4 separate regions of the Homo sapiens genome follow, and regions 1, 3 and 4 are each linked to region 2. Evidence: chromatin contacts called from ENCODE Hi-C or POLR2A ChIA-PET data. All regions are on one chromosome and are shown on one strand. Each heading gives the region's core, a stretch centred on a gene start or an enhancer-like site at or near the end of the contact. The rest is flanking DNA. Distances are from core to core; before and after follow the strand shown.

Evidence for each region. Hi-C counts contacts between places; a loop is a spot of excess contacts on that map. ChIA-PET counts read pairs that join two places held with the same protein, here RNA polymerase II (POLR2A). Pooled maps may share reads with other maps.
Region 1: a loop to region 2 is called in a map with no recorded cell type, with 8 times the contacts of the local background. The contact joins the promoter of RCN1 here to the enhancer-like site in region 2. A Hi-C loop is called at or near these places in 6 of 37 single-sample maps with no recorded cell type and 5 of 50 pooled maps.
Region 3: a loop to region 2 is called in a map with no recorded cell type, with 10 times the contacts of the local background. The contact joins the promoter of PAX6 here to the enhancer-like site in region 2. A Hi-C loop is called at or near these places in 2 of 37 single-sample maps with no recorded cell type and 2 of 50 pooled maps.
Region 4: a map of B cell shows a loop between it and region 2 (8-fold over the local background). The contact joins the promoter of DCDC1 here to the enhancer-like site in region 2. A Hi-C loop is called at or near these places in 1 of 168 maps with a recorded cell type or tissue (B cell), 3 of 37 single-sample maps with no recorded cell type and 4 of 50 pooled maps. POLR2A ChIA-PET finds 5 or more read pairs at or near these places in 1 of 52 experiments (activated T-cell).

The regions. Positions count from the first base shown.
Region 1 is chr11:32,089,722-32,092,612 of GRCh38, reverse strand. RCN1 (reticulocalbin 1) reads right to left here and starts at 1,539. Exons shown (of 6, transcript NM_002901.4): 1 at 1,163-1,539. The coding sequence starts at 1,416. RefSeq lists an enhancer at 1-326 and a silencer at 795-1,824.
Region 2 is chr11:30,341,410-30,344,328 of GRCh38, reverse strand. No RefSeq gene overlaps it. Among named protein-coding and RNA genes, the nearest start is that of ARL14EP, 20 kb to the right of the region's middle. RefSeq lists a silencer at 1,312-1,361. Within about 2 kb of position 1,493, at least 4 of the 41 ENCODE cell types and tissues checked have a DNase peak (open chromatin) inside an H3K27ac peak, as active enhancers do; they include B cell, where a contact is called at or near this core.
Region 3 is chr11:31,810,072-31,813,039 of GRCh38, reverse strand. It overlaps PAX6 (paired box 6), which reads left to right and starts at 1,718. Exons shown (of 14, transcript NM_001368894.2): 1 at 1,718-1,925; 2 at 2,025-2,212. RefSeq lists enhancers at 1-475, 1,823-1,880, 1,583-2,152 and a promoter at 1,526-1,935.
Region 4 is chr11:31,368,065-31,370,988 of GRCh38, reverse strand. It overlaps DCDC1 (doublecortin domain containing 1), which reads left to right and starts at 1,250. Exons shown (of 39, transcript NM_001387274.1): 1 at 1,250-1,292. DNAJC24 (DnaJ heat shock protein family (Hsp40) member C24) reads right to left here and starts at 1,129. Exons shown (of 5, transcript NM_181706.5): 1 at 1,077-1,129; 2 at 130-273. The coding sequence starts at 240. RefSeq lists an enhancer at 837-1,316.

The DNA of each region.
Region 1 (2,891 bases), core at 290-2,789, 1.7 Mb before region 2:
GGGGAGGGTGTACTAAAATGCGCCGAAGTTTTGTTTCCCGGGTTTGGTTCCTGACTCAACTGCCTTTAACAGCCCAAGTCAAAATCCTCCACCACCAAGAGAACCCTCCAGCTTTTTGCCCCCCAAACAAATCAGTTGCCAAAGAACTGAGTGCTTCTGCAGACATCTGCTGCCAACAGAAACGTTTCAGGCGAACCGTTTCCATTCCTGCTCCCTCGTGTTTCCAATCGGAAACTGCGTGTCCCTTTTCAACCGGATTTTTGTATCCCTACACTAGATTTTATTTTATTTTTATTTTTATTATTTTTGAGATGGAGTCTCACTCTAGCCCCGGCTGGAGTGCAGTGGCGCAATCTCGGCCCACTGCTACCTCCGCCTCCCGGGTTCAAGCGATTCCCCTGCCTCAGCCTCCCAAGTAGCTGGGATTACAGGCGTGTGCCACGACGCCCGGCTAATTTTTGTATTTTTAGTAGAGACGGGATTTCGCCGTTTGGTCAGGCTGGTCTCGAACTCCTGACCTCAGGTGATCTCCCCACCCCTCCCCCCGCCTCGGCCTCCCAAAGTGCTGGGATTACAGGCGTGAGTCACCGCGCCCAGACTCCTTACGATAGATTTACAGGGCGATTAGGCAAAAGGCAAGACCACTGCGGCCGAGACCAGGAAGCAAGCCTGTCGCTCGCCTGCCCCTTCATCTTTTATCCATTTATGTTCATCCCTGAGATTTTCTTAGCGAGTGTCTCAAGCCCTTCTCCCCGGGAGTGGGGGATCAGAGAGAAACTGCGAGAGAGTGGGGAGGAACTCATGGCACTAACAGGCCACTGTGGACAAACTCTTCTTTTGTGCACTCTCCCCTCCCTTCTGATGCAACCTGGGGGAGGGGGCGGGCCCTCGCCGTCCTGGCTCCCGCGGCCGCTGCCACGTTCTCGCCTCCCCGCGAGAAACCACCCCGGCCGGGGCGCGGCGGCGGCGATCTCCAAGCTGGGGTCCCGGGGCCCTCCAGCAAGTTAGCCTGAGCCCCAGCGCCGAGTTGGGCAGGGCCCCATCCTCGAGGCCGCGCGCGCGATTTCGCTTTCGCTTTGGCGGTGGTATCCCGCGTGGCTCTCGCCCAGGCGGCCCTCGGACACCTGCGCCGCCCCCCACGGGGCCCTGGCCGCGGCCTCACCCTAGCCTCTCCTTGCTCTCGTCCGGGGTGAGCTGGTCGAAGGTCTTGGAGTCCTCCTTGCCCAGGAAGGCCTCGTGGTCGTACTGGAAGCTCTGGTTGTCCTCAGGGGGCCGCTCGCCCAGCTCCGAGTCGGGCCGCACCACGCGCTCTTTGCGCACCGTGGGCTTGGCCCGCAGAACCCGCGGCGCCAGCACCAGCGCCAGCAGCAGCCCCAGGGCTAACCCCAGGCGGCGGCCGCGGCCACCGCGCGCCATCGTCCCGAGGAGAGGGCGGCCGAGAGGGAGACGCTGAGCGAGCGACAACAGCGGCAGCTCGGGAATGGGGACTCGGAGCGCGGCGGCAGCGACAGGGTTGGGGCCGGCGCGGAGGAGGGGACTGGCCAGTCCCTCCGCCAGTGCCCGCCCCGAGCCGGAGCAGAGGGGCGCGCCTGGGCCTCGGGCTGGGAAGCTGCGGGCGGCCCCGCTCGCGCGCCCATTGGTCGCTGAGCTGCCGGGGGAAGCCGGGGCCGCGGAGCCACGTCGCCAGCTGGGGTGGTGGGCGCGGGGCTCGTGTTTCGCCTCGGCCCCTCCCCGCGATCTTGTTGCTAGGGGCGGGCCCGGGCGAACTGGGCTAGGGACTGGAGGGCTCGGAGGAGGATTGGGAAGTTCTTTGTCAAGCAACAGATGTGCAGGATAAAATTCCCTCTGACTTCCTACAGTTCCGGGAAAACTGTAAGGAAGGAGACGTTGCCCTTCCTCAACTTCCAACTGAGACCCCGAATCTCAGCCCTAGACCCTGCTCTAAGATGTGCTCTCAAACCCAATTCAACCCCATTTAGTAAAATTTGGAGTCTGGTTACAAACGCGAGCCTGGAAGGAGACCAAGACGGGCGAAGTCCCCTAGAAACGAGGGTCGTACTGTCAGTCGTCAAGGAGGGTCAAGCGGGGAACTTCTATATGACCAAGAGTCCCTCTAAAGGGAGCGGTACTGTGCGTTCCAGCTGCCAGGGGAACGCAGGCCCCACGCTGATAGATAGTCCTGTTTCCCAAATGAAATCAATCAGGATTTTAGATTTTTATGTTTTATTTCTAAATGTTGGTAACTCATTTTACAAAAGCACTAGTTGGATCCAATCTTACCTGTATTCAGTTGGTAATGCTACCAATACAGATATCTGTCCCATCAAACTTTCTGCAATGATGGAAATGCCCTCTATCTGGTCTGGCCTGTAGGTAGTGGCTGTTGAGCACTTGATGTGTAGCTTAGTGTAAGTGAGGCACTGAAATTTTAATTTAAATCTAAACTTAAAGAGCCACACGGGACTAATGGCTACCGTATTGGACGGTGAGGTCTCGAGCAGTCTCAGCCTTTTGACACTCATTGAAAGCCATGATCCTCTTCCAGAAAAATGCACATACAGCTACTGACACGGGTGCTTGATTAAAGAGTCGGAGGATTCATGGATCTTTTGAAGCCCCACCTATGAGCCCCAGGTTAAGAATCCCTAGAAGGCCGGGCACGGTGGCTCATGCCTGTAATCCCGGCACTTTGGGAGGCGGAGCCAGGTAGATCACTTGAGGTCAGGAGTTCGAGACCAGCTTGGCCAACATGGTGAAACACCGTCTCTACTAAAAATACAAAAATTAGCTGGGCGAGGTGGCGGGCGCCTGTAATCTCAGCTAGTCGGAGGCTGGGGTAGGAGAATCGCTTGAACCTGGGAGGCGAAGGTTGCAGTGAGCCGAGATCATGC
Region 2 (2,919 bases), core at 244-2,743:
GGTGTGTGCTGAGTTCCCTTTTGTTTGGCAGGAACCAGTTTCACCTTCCCCTCTTTCACACCACAGAACTGAGAGTCCTGTAAGGGTAAAAGGGAAGAAGAACAGGAGCTGTTGATGCTTTAACTTCATTTTGCTAGCAGTGTTATAAACCACAAATTTAAGTCAATGATATGCCTTTAACTGCCTGACAAGTTATTTAATTCAGATACAGCTATTAAAAATTTATATTCATTTGACCTAGGATTGAGTTCTAGCTATGAAACATAGGATGACAGAGAAAATTATCCAAGTATTCTCTGTTTAGCTTATGAACAACAGAAATTTAATTCTTACAGTTCTGGAGGGTGAGAAGTCCAAGTTCCAATTTTCAAACATGCTAAGCACTTTAAAAGCAAGTAACACCAATACAAATACCCTAAATTGGTAACTTAATTACAAGTGCCTTATTGTTATTACAGAATGTCAGACCCTCATGGTAAATTACCATAGGCCATGCTACATTTGTCTAAAGGAGGTTAAGGTCCATGAGAATGGTATGAGAAGATTTTGCAGGGCAGGATTGAAGATGTGGGGGTAAGTCACAGCTGTTTGCTCTCCTTAAAAGATATAAAAGTTCCTGGCCGGGTGCAGTGGCTCACGCCTATAATCCCAGCACTATGGGAGGCTGAGGTGGGCAGATCACAAGGTCAGGAGATCGAGATCATCCTGGTTAACACGGTGAAACCCTGTCTCTACTAAAAATACAAAAATTAGCCGGGCGTGGTGCTGGGCGCCTGTAGTCCCAGCTACTTGGGAGGCTGAGGCAGGAGAATGGTGTGAACCCGGGAGGCGGAGCTTGCAGTGAGCCGAGATCGCACCACTGCACTCCAGCCTGGGCGACAGAGCGAGACTGTCTCAAAAAAAAAAAAAAAAAAAAAAAAAGAAGATAAAAGTTCCCAAGGGCATGAGTTTCAAACAGGCCATTCTACCCTTGATCTTTTATCCTCAAATGAGTAGAGCTAACTTTCCATCTAGTCATTACCTTGTATTCACTTAATGGTCAATCGTGCAAAAAGACAAAATTATTGACTCACATAACTGAAAATTCCAGGTTTGACTTCAGACATAACTGGATCGAGATACCCAAATTCTATCTATCTTGGTCTCTGGCTTCCACTTTCACGTATGTTGTTTACATTCTAAGGCAGATTCTCACTTAGTGCCAAGATTAGCCACCAGTAGGCCTGGTCTTAAACCTGTAAACTTAGCAACCCTCATTGAAAAAAAGCATCACTTCTTCTCTAGTCTCAGTAAGCCTGAAGTTGATTGGCTTTGATTGACCTGGCTAGTCATACATCCACCCTTCTAACATTCATTAAGGCTAGTGAGATGCTACATTCTCAAAGGCCAGGACTTGTGATAAACCCACCCTACAACCACAAAGTAAGGCCAACTGTATCTGAACCACATGGGCTGACTACAAGGGTGGTTTCTCAAAGGCCAACTGCAGAGTGCTAATTCCAGAAGGGGAAGTGATACTGGGCATGCAAAACACTACCAGACTTTAACTGACGTGGAAACAAAAATAAAAACAAAAACCCAAAGCAGATTCAAGAATTTTCCAAGCAGTGACCAAATGGACTTGATAATATGAACAAGAGAAAGGAGTAAAAAATGACTGACTATATATTTTATTGACTCATCTAAGGCCAGATACAGCAAACAATCTAATAGTTTATAATTTATTTGATTTTTAGAGCCAGGACCTGAGAACCAAGTTGAAATAGAAACAAATTAGGTTACTGTATTAGTCAGGGTTTTCCAGAGAAAGGGAACCAACTGGATGTGTCTGCCTGCCTGCCTGTCAATTGATATATTGATCTATCCATCCATCCACCCATACACCCATCCACCCATCCACCCATCCATCCATCCATCCATCCATCCATCCACCCACCCATCAAGAGGTGTAAGGAGCCTCTCAACATGGGTTGTCGGTATGTCACACAGTGTGAGGCTTTGTTTGCCAAGAATTTGTAGTTGAGCACTGACCCTAAAATCTATGTGTAGTTCTTTAAAAGACACAAGGAAAAAAATAAGCATGTTTTTTCAATTACAGCTTTTGGGGATGAGATGGAAACTTTTACTGAAAAAATTAGAAAATGTTTCTTTTTCAACATTTTCTATAGGAAAGTCTATCATCCAATTTAGAGAGGTCAGGAGCTATTTTGGAATAATAAATTTATTTTCATACACCAAACTGTAGGGCCTGTATTTTATGCAGAAATTTTCATTGCATAGTCTCATTCACTAAGTCATAAATGGCTAGATGCTTGCTAGCATTTTTAAAAAACCTCAATATACCACAATTCACTAAGCAATCCTGAATACCTCTCTTAATGCCAAAATTCAATTTGTATTTTATCCAGAATCTTGTAGTCTCCATTTACATGGTACCAGTACTGCTACTATTGGTTACTTTATCTTATGTGACAAAATAACCAATTTAATTTTCAATTACCTTCAAGACCAAATAATAAATTTGGGGTGTCAGAATATAACAAAAAACAATTTAATTTGCATTTTTCAAATTCTTCAGCGTAACTGATTGCTTGTTAACAAAGGGAAACTTAGCCAATTTGTTAAGTTTAGCAATGTTTGCAAACATTAGTTTTAATAAGTCTATTTATTATAAAACGTATCTTAGGCTTCAAAACCTAAGATAGGATAGGTAGATTATGGTAACATTTTTTTTTTTTTTTTTTTTTTTTAAGGTAAGAGTCTTGCTCTGCGTCCAGGATGGAGTGTGGTGGTGCGATCTCGGCTCACCACAACATCCGCCCCTCGGGTTCAAGCTATTCTCATGCCTCAGCCTCCCGAGTAGCTGGGACTACAGGTGTGCCCCACCATGCCCAGCTAATTTTTGCATTTTTAGTAGAG
Region 3 (2,968 bases), core at 469-2,968, 1.5 Mb before region 2:
AGGCCTTTGCTTCCCGGGAGCCCTGCCCGGGCTCCTTGGTCGCAGGGCTGCTGGGTCCCAGGCAGGAACGAGAGGGTGAGGCCCACATGTGGCCCGGCGGCCCAGGGCGGCTTGCAGCGTCCTCACTGTCCCGGCTGCCAGGGGCTGCGGCGACGCGGCCAGTCAGCAGCGAGTTCAGGTCGCGCAGATTTTATTGATGAGCTCTGACTTTCAGCACTTTCCCTAAGTCAAGAAGAGTCTAGCGTACCCTTCGGCTGCTTCATTTCAGCCTCCCTGCCTCAGCTCTTCAGCCCTATTCCCCCTCGCCCTGTCCTGGGGTGTGTACAGCAGCCCAGGCCTTCCTTCTCCTTCCCGGCTCCGTGGCCCGAAGCCGCCGAGAGAGCTCGGGACAGCGCAGGACCAGGCAGCCGCTCGCTCTCCTGTCACCTTAACTGCAGGCTCCGAGGGGCGCCTTTGGAGTGTACTGAGGTGTGTCCTAATCGTGCGGCATTCAACAAATGGACTTCTGGTGTGTGGTCAGAAGAGAAAAGCCATTTACTTACTTTCCTCCCCGGTTTTCTGGCAACAGCTGAAGGGGAGCTGCCTCCGTGGACTGAGCAGACCCAGGAGAGGGAGTCGTGGTGCGGAGACACACGCACCACACACAGATGACCGGTGGCACACACGACACACGCTGACATACCGACATCGCCAGTGGGACACACACACACACACACACACACACACACACACACACAGAGAGAGAGAGAGAATCCCTCCCAGCATTGGTCATCCGCCCCCCCACCCAGGCTTCCACTCCCCCTCCCCTCTTATCTCCCCTGGCTTCCCCTCCTCTCGGGCGCTGCGAAAAGCAGCCGCACTTAGTCAACAAATGGCACGTGGGAGAAGTTGGTGAGTGTTTGGTGAGGACTCTTCAGGGCTTTTCACAAGAACCCTCTGTACACAAAGTAAGTGGCGTGTTTACTCGGGCCTCTCCAGCCAGAGCTGTGCCTCTGCTCCGCTGCGCACCGCGGCTTCCGAAAGGAGAAAGGAGAGAAGAAAGGGCGGGGAGAGCGGGGTGGAGGATTTGGACAGGCCCTGGAGGCTTGGGCTGGGGAGGCCTCTGGCCTCGTTTAGTTCTCGGCCCGGCAACCTCCTCTCGGCCTAGGCTTCGCCGCGGCCTCCGCAGCTGGAATGGAGCTGCCAGGACCCAGTGACGCTCCCGCCCCTTTCCTCTTCTTCCAAGGGGCCAGGTGGGCTGGGGTGCGGCCGCCGCTGTGCTCTGTGTCTTGGGGCCCCGGCTGGGATGGGGTGGGGGCGGGCGGGGGCGGGGCGGCAGGCCACGCTGTCCTGGAGTTGGCAAGAAAGGACAGCACAGAAACTTGCACCCTCCGAGGACTGGGAGTCCCGAGTCCAGCTTAGGGGGAGTGGGGGCGCGACCCCCAACCCAGAAACCTTCACTTGACCGCTCAAGTTCGCGGCAGCAGGGCGGGCCGCGCCGAATCTCGGCGTGCGCGGAGCGGGGAGATGCAGGCGAGCGCCAGAGCCCGGGCTCGGGGGCCCTGCGCCGGGGAGAGGAGCCGGGACCCACCGGCGGAGCCGAAAACAAGTGTATTCATATTCAAACAAACGGACCAATTGCACCAGGCGGGGAGAGGGAGCATCCAATCGGCTGGCGCGAGGCCCCGGCGCTGCTTTGCATAAAGCAATATTTTGTGTGAGAGCGAGCGGTGCATTTGCATGTTGCGGAGTGATTAGTGGGTTTGAAAAGGGAACCGTGGCTCGGCCTCATTTCCCGCTCTGGTTCAGGCGCAGGAGGAAGTGTTTTGCTGGAGGATGATGACAGAGGTCAGGCTTCGCTAATGGGCCAGTGAGGAGCGGTGGAGGCGAGGCCGGGCGCCGGCACACACACATTAACACACTTGAGCCATCACCAATCAGCATAGGTGTGCTGGCTGCAGCCACTTCCCTCACCCACACTCTTTATCTCTCACTCTCCAGCCGCTGACAGCCCATTTTATTGTCAATCTCTGTCTCCTTCCCAGGAATCTGAGAATTGCTCTCACACACCAACCCAGCAACATCCGTGGAGAAAACTCTCACCAGCAACTCCTTTAAAACACCGTCATTTCAAACCATTGTGGTCTTCAAGCAACAACAGCAGCACAAAAAACCCCAACCAAACAAAACTCTTGACAGAAGCTGTGACAACCAGAAAGGATGCCTCATAAAGGTGAGTCCGCTTCTTTCTTCTCGCTTTATTTTTATTGCAATATTCAGACAGGTCTCCCCCTTCCTCCCCCCTTCCTTCCTCCCCTCTCGCCGGTCCCCTCCCCCACTGCTACGCCGGGAGAGTTGGGCCGGAGAAGTTTCCACGCAGGAGCCCAAACTTTCTACTTCCAGCGAAAGCCCGCGTCGGAGGGCGACTGCCGGCGAGCGGGAGCGGCGCAGGGCTCGGGGCGGGCGGCCAGCTCAGCCCCAGCGCCAGCGCCAGCGCCAGCGCGGGCTGAGCTCGCGGGAAGAAGGGAGACTCCAGGCGCGACAGCAGCCGCGGCTCCTAGCCCCAGCGTCGCCCAATGCTCCCGACCCGCGGGAAAAGACGAAGAGGCTCTGTGGTGCCCAAGGCCCTGGAACGGCCGCAGAGAGCAACCGCTGCCGGCTGCTTTGTCCAGCCCGAGGCCCAGCGAACGCGCAGAGAGCGGGCGCTCCGAGGACTCGCCGAGGGAGCGCCGAGGGAACCTGCTCGCCGCGTCTCCGCCCGCCCGCCGGCCCTCGGGCTTTGTGCCGCACTGGGCTCCGGCGCAGAAGAGTCAGCCGGCACTCGAGCGCCGAGGGGGGCACCGCGCCCGCCACCAGCCCGAGTGGAGTCAGTCGGCAAGGCAGCCGCACGCTGGAGGTAGAGGGAAGAGCGAGCTAGCGCGAGCCGGGAAGGAAGCCACCAGGCCAAGGCGGTGGAACGCGCGCTCCGAGGGAGCTCAGAGCCGAGCGG
Region 4 (2,924 bases), core at 1-2,500, 1.0 Mb before region 2:
CAATTAAATCAAATTAATACCTGGATTCCTGCCACTGGTATCCTATTTTCTGGAAACCTAAATTTGTGGTTTCATATAAAAATTGATTTTTTTCCCCTCATGATTTAAAATCTGAAAGAAAAGACTTACCATTAATATGAGTTTTTGATATTTTTGTTTTAGGTCTGATATATTTGCAGATGGGTCTGCTCCCAGGATGCTGTACCAATCCTTTTTTGGCATCTGCTCAACCGCCATCATCCATGGAACCAGAAGTGGGCCTTCTCAGATTAGCTGAATAGAAATATTAATGACAATTCATCACAGTTTGCCATGTATCTAAGAAAAAATTAAGTACTGCCCTTGTAAATTCTTTAGTATTTAGTCGAGTAAATCATGATTATAATGCAAACCTGAGGAAGCACAGATTTTCATTTAAAATGCCCCAAGAATTCCAGGTATAAGTGTACCGACAAGTATGGAAAACGTGTTAGGTATTTCACGATATATATTTATACTTTAATTAATGAACAGCATTAAAAAAAAGAATTTTATAATGAACCAGGTGGTGTATGAACCTCTAAGAAGGTATTTCTGCTAGTCTTATGATAAAACTGGCACACAAGTAAGCACCCACTAAACACGCTGGAGGAGCTTAATGAATATTTACAAAATGAACGAATAAAAAAAAAGCAAAACAGAACATCAAAGAATTAAAATAAATTTGGGGGCATTCCTTCTGAAAGTTTCTCGTTTGCTTTTCCTCCAGATTGTCTGGAGAGCATGATATGGGAAATAACGTCAGCACCAGCTGGTAGAGAACAAGAGTCCCCTGTTATTGGAGAGGCGCTGAGACCTCGCAAAGACAGAGTGAAACTCTCTACGCGAGGATGCCCCAGTCTTCCACGCTCCAGAAGAGAGACCCTACCAGGAGCCCCAGAAATCAGGCAACCTCTTCCCACAGCTATATACACTTAACGAAACAGCCGGGGCCTCCTCAAGCTCGGGACTTGGGAATCTTCTCCATTCACAGTCGGCTTTACCCACCCAGCCATTGGCGGGCACCCTCTCCGCGCTTTATACGACATCAGACCTACCTAACTTCACATAGGCGCTGCTACCCACTCCTCGCCTGCTGTCGGCCAGAACTCCGGACCGGCTTCTTCTTCCGCCGGAAGTCACTGTTCCGACGTGTTCGCGTTTCTGGCCGAGCTGATGTGGCCGTGGCACAGCTCAGAAGCGACGCTCCGCCCACCCCGACGCGGTCTCTATGGTAACCGGTCACCGCTTCTATGGAGTGGCGTTTACTACCAGTAAGTTCCCAAACTGTGAAGAAAGGCGCCTTTGGCTTCGCTCTAAGTCTCTCTTTTCCGGGCCCCGCGACTGTCGCTTCTCTCCTCCTCCTCAGCGAGCACCCCCTCGCCATCCCAGGCTTTCCCCGCCTTTTTCAAAGCTTCCTCCGTTTACCGTACCCTGAGCTACTCTCAATCTTTTCGGTTGGTGCTTGAACTCTGGGGTGAGAGAGGGGTGCGGGGGCAAGGATGTGAGAAGGATGAGGAGACCTGATGCCACTCTCGTCCCTACAGTTCCTTTACAATGTTCTAATTCGAAAATTAAAAGAACTAAAACCTATGCCAGGTAGGGCTAGATGTGCGGGGGATGGGGTCGGTTTAATTTTTTCTGCAGAAGATATTCGACGTAATTATTAATATTTCTTTTAGACCTTAGCAACCAACTTACAACATAAAAACGTTCCAAAATTCTTTCACATTTGCTATTTCACTTCGCTTTCATTTCAACCCAGTGAGACAAGTAAGGCAGGTGCCATTATTCCCACTTTATAGATGAGGAAAGAAATCAAGGATCAAGGCCAAACAGCTAGTTGGGTAGGGGCAGAACAAGGACTCAGCAAGTCTACACATTCCCAGGGCAGCTATGCTATCTTTCAAGCTTACAGAAAAAAGCAGAATGAACTGTTCTTCTTCGAAGCAGTTAGGGGGCACTGCATATGGGCACTGTTGGGGTTTGTTATTGTTGCTGGTGGTGGTGGTGGTGGTGGTGGTGGTGTTTTTCTCACCTTTCTTTCTTCTCCCTTTCTTGATTCCTGTGTTTCCTTTTATTACTTCTTTGTGCTGCTTACTTTACATTAACACCTCTTCCTAGCATTGTACCTGGAGATGAAAACTACATCTTATTTTTGGCCAGCATGACATAAATTTCACTTGGAGATGTTAAAATGGTTTTGTTGTTACTGCTTTGATTTTGCTTTCCTTCTTTTTTAAACTTCTACCAATCTGAGTTTGAGAAGCAGTCAAGATAAACTTAAGCAGAATAAATAAAATAATCTAATATGATCAGTTATTTAATGATGTTATGAACTATAAAGAATAACTGAATGAAACAAGCAAGTTTAAAAATCTAAAGATGAAAGCATAGATTAGGTTCTCCACAGGGTTTTGTCATGTTTAAAGGCAGATACAAAGAGCATCTGGTTTTAGTCCTGGCTGCATCATACTTTCTTGTGTGGCCTCATGAAAATACCTAAAGCAATGGAATTAAGTAGTGTGGTGAATGCTTTTCTAAACAGTACTGTCAGAATGATGCCACCTTGAACATCTCTAGCCCTCAAACTCCCTTCTGTCCACAGCTTGGTTCTTCCTTGTGTAGGTAGATATGCTCCGGTACTCCAGGTTTTTTGTTTTTTACAGCAAAAGCATTTTATTTTGATTTACTATTTATTAGGTTATTGTGTTACCTTATTTATTTATTGGGGTTTGGAAAGTAAGAAATAGTTTTTTTCCCCAGCAATACCAAATATTTTGTCATTTCATCTCTACATACTTTAGTTTGCATCCCTAAAATGTACCAACTTTTTCTTTTATCTCCATAATGTCATTATTGGACTGTCACATAATATCTAGACCTTACTTACATTTCCACGGTTA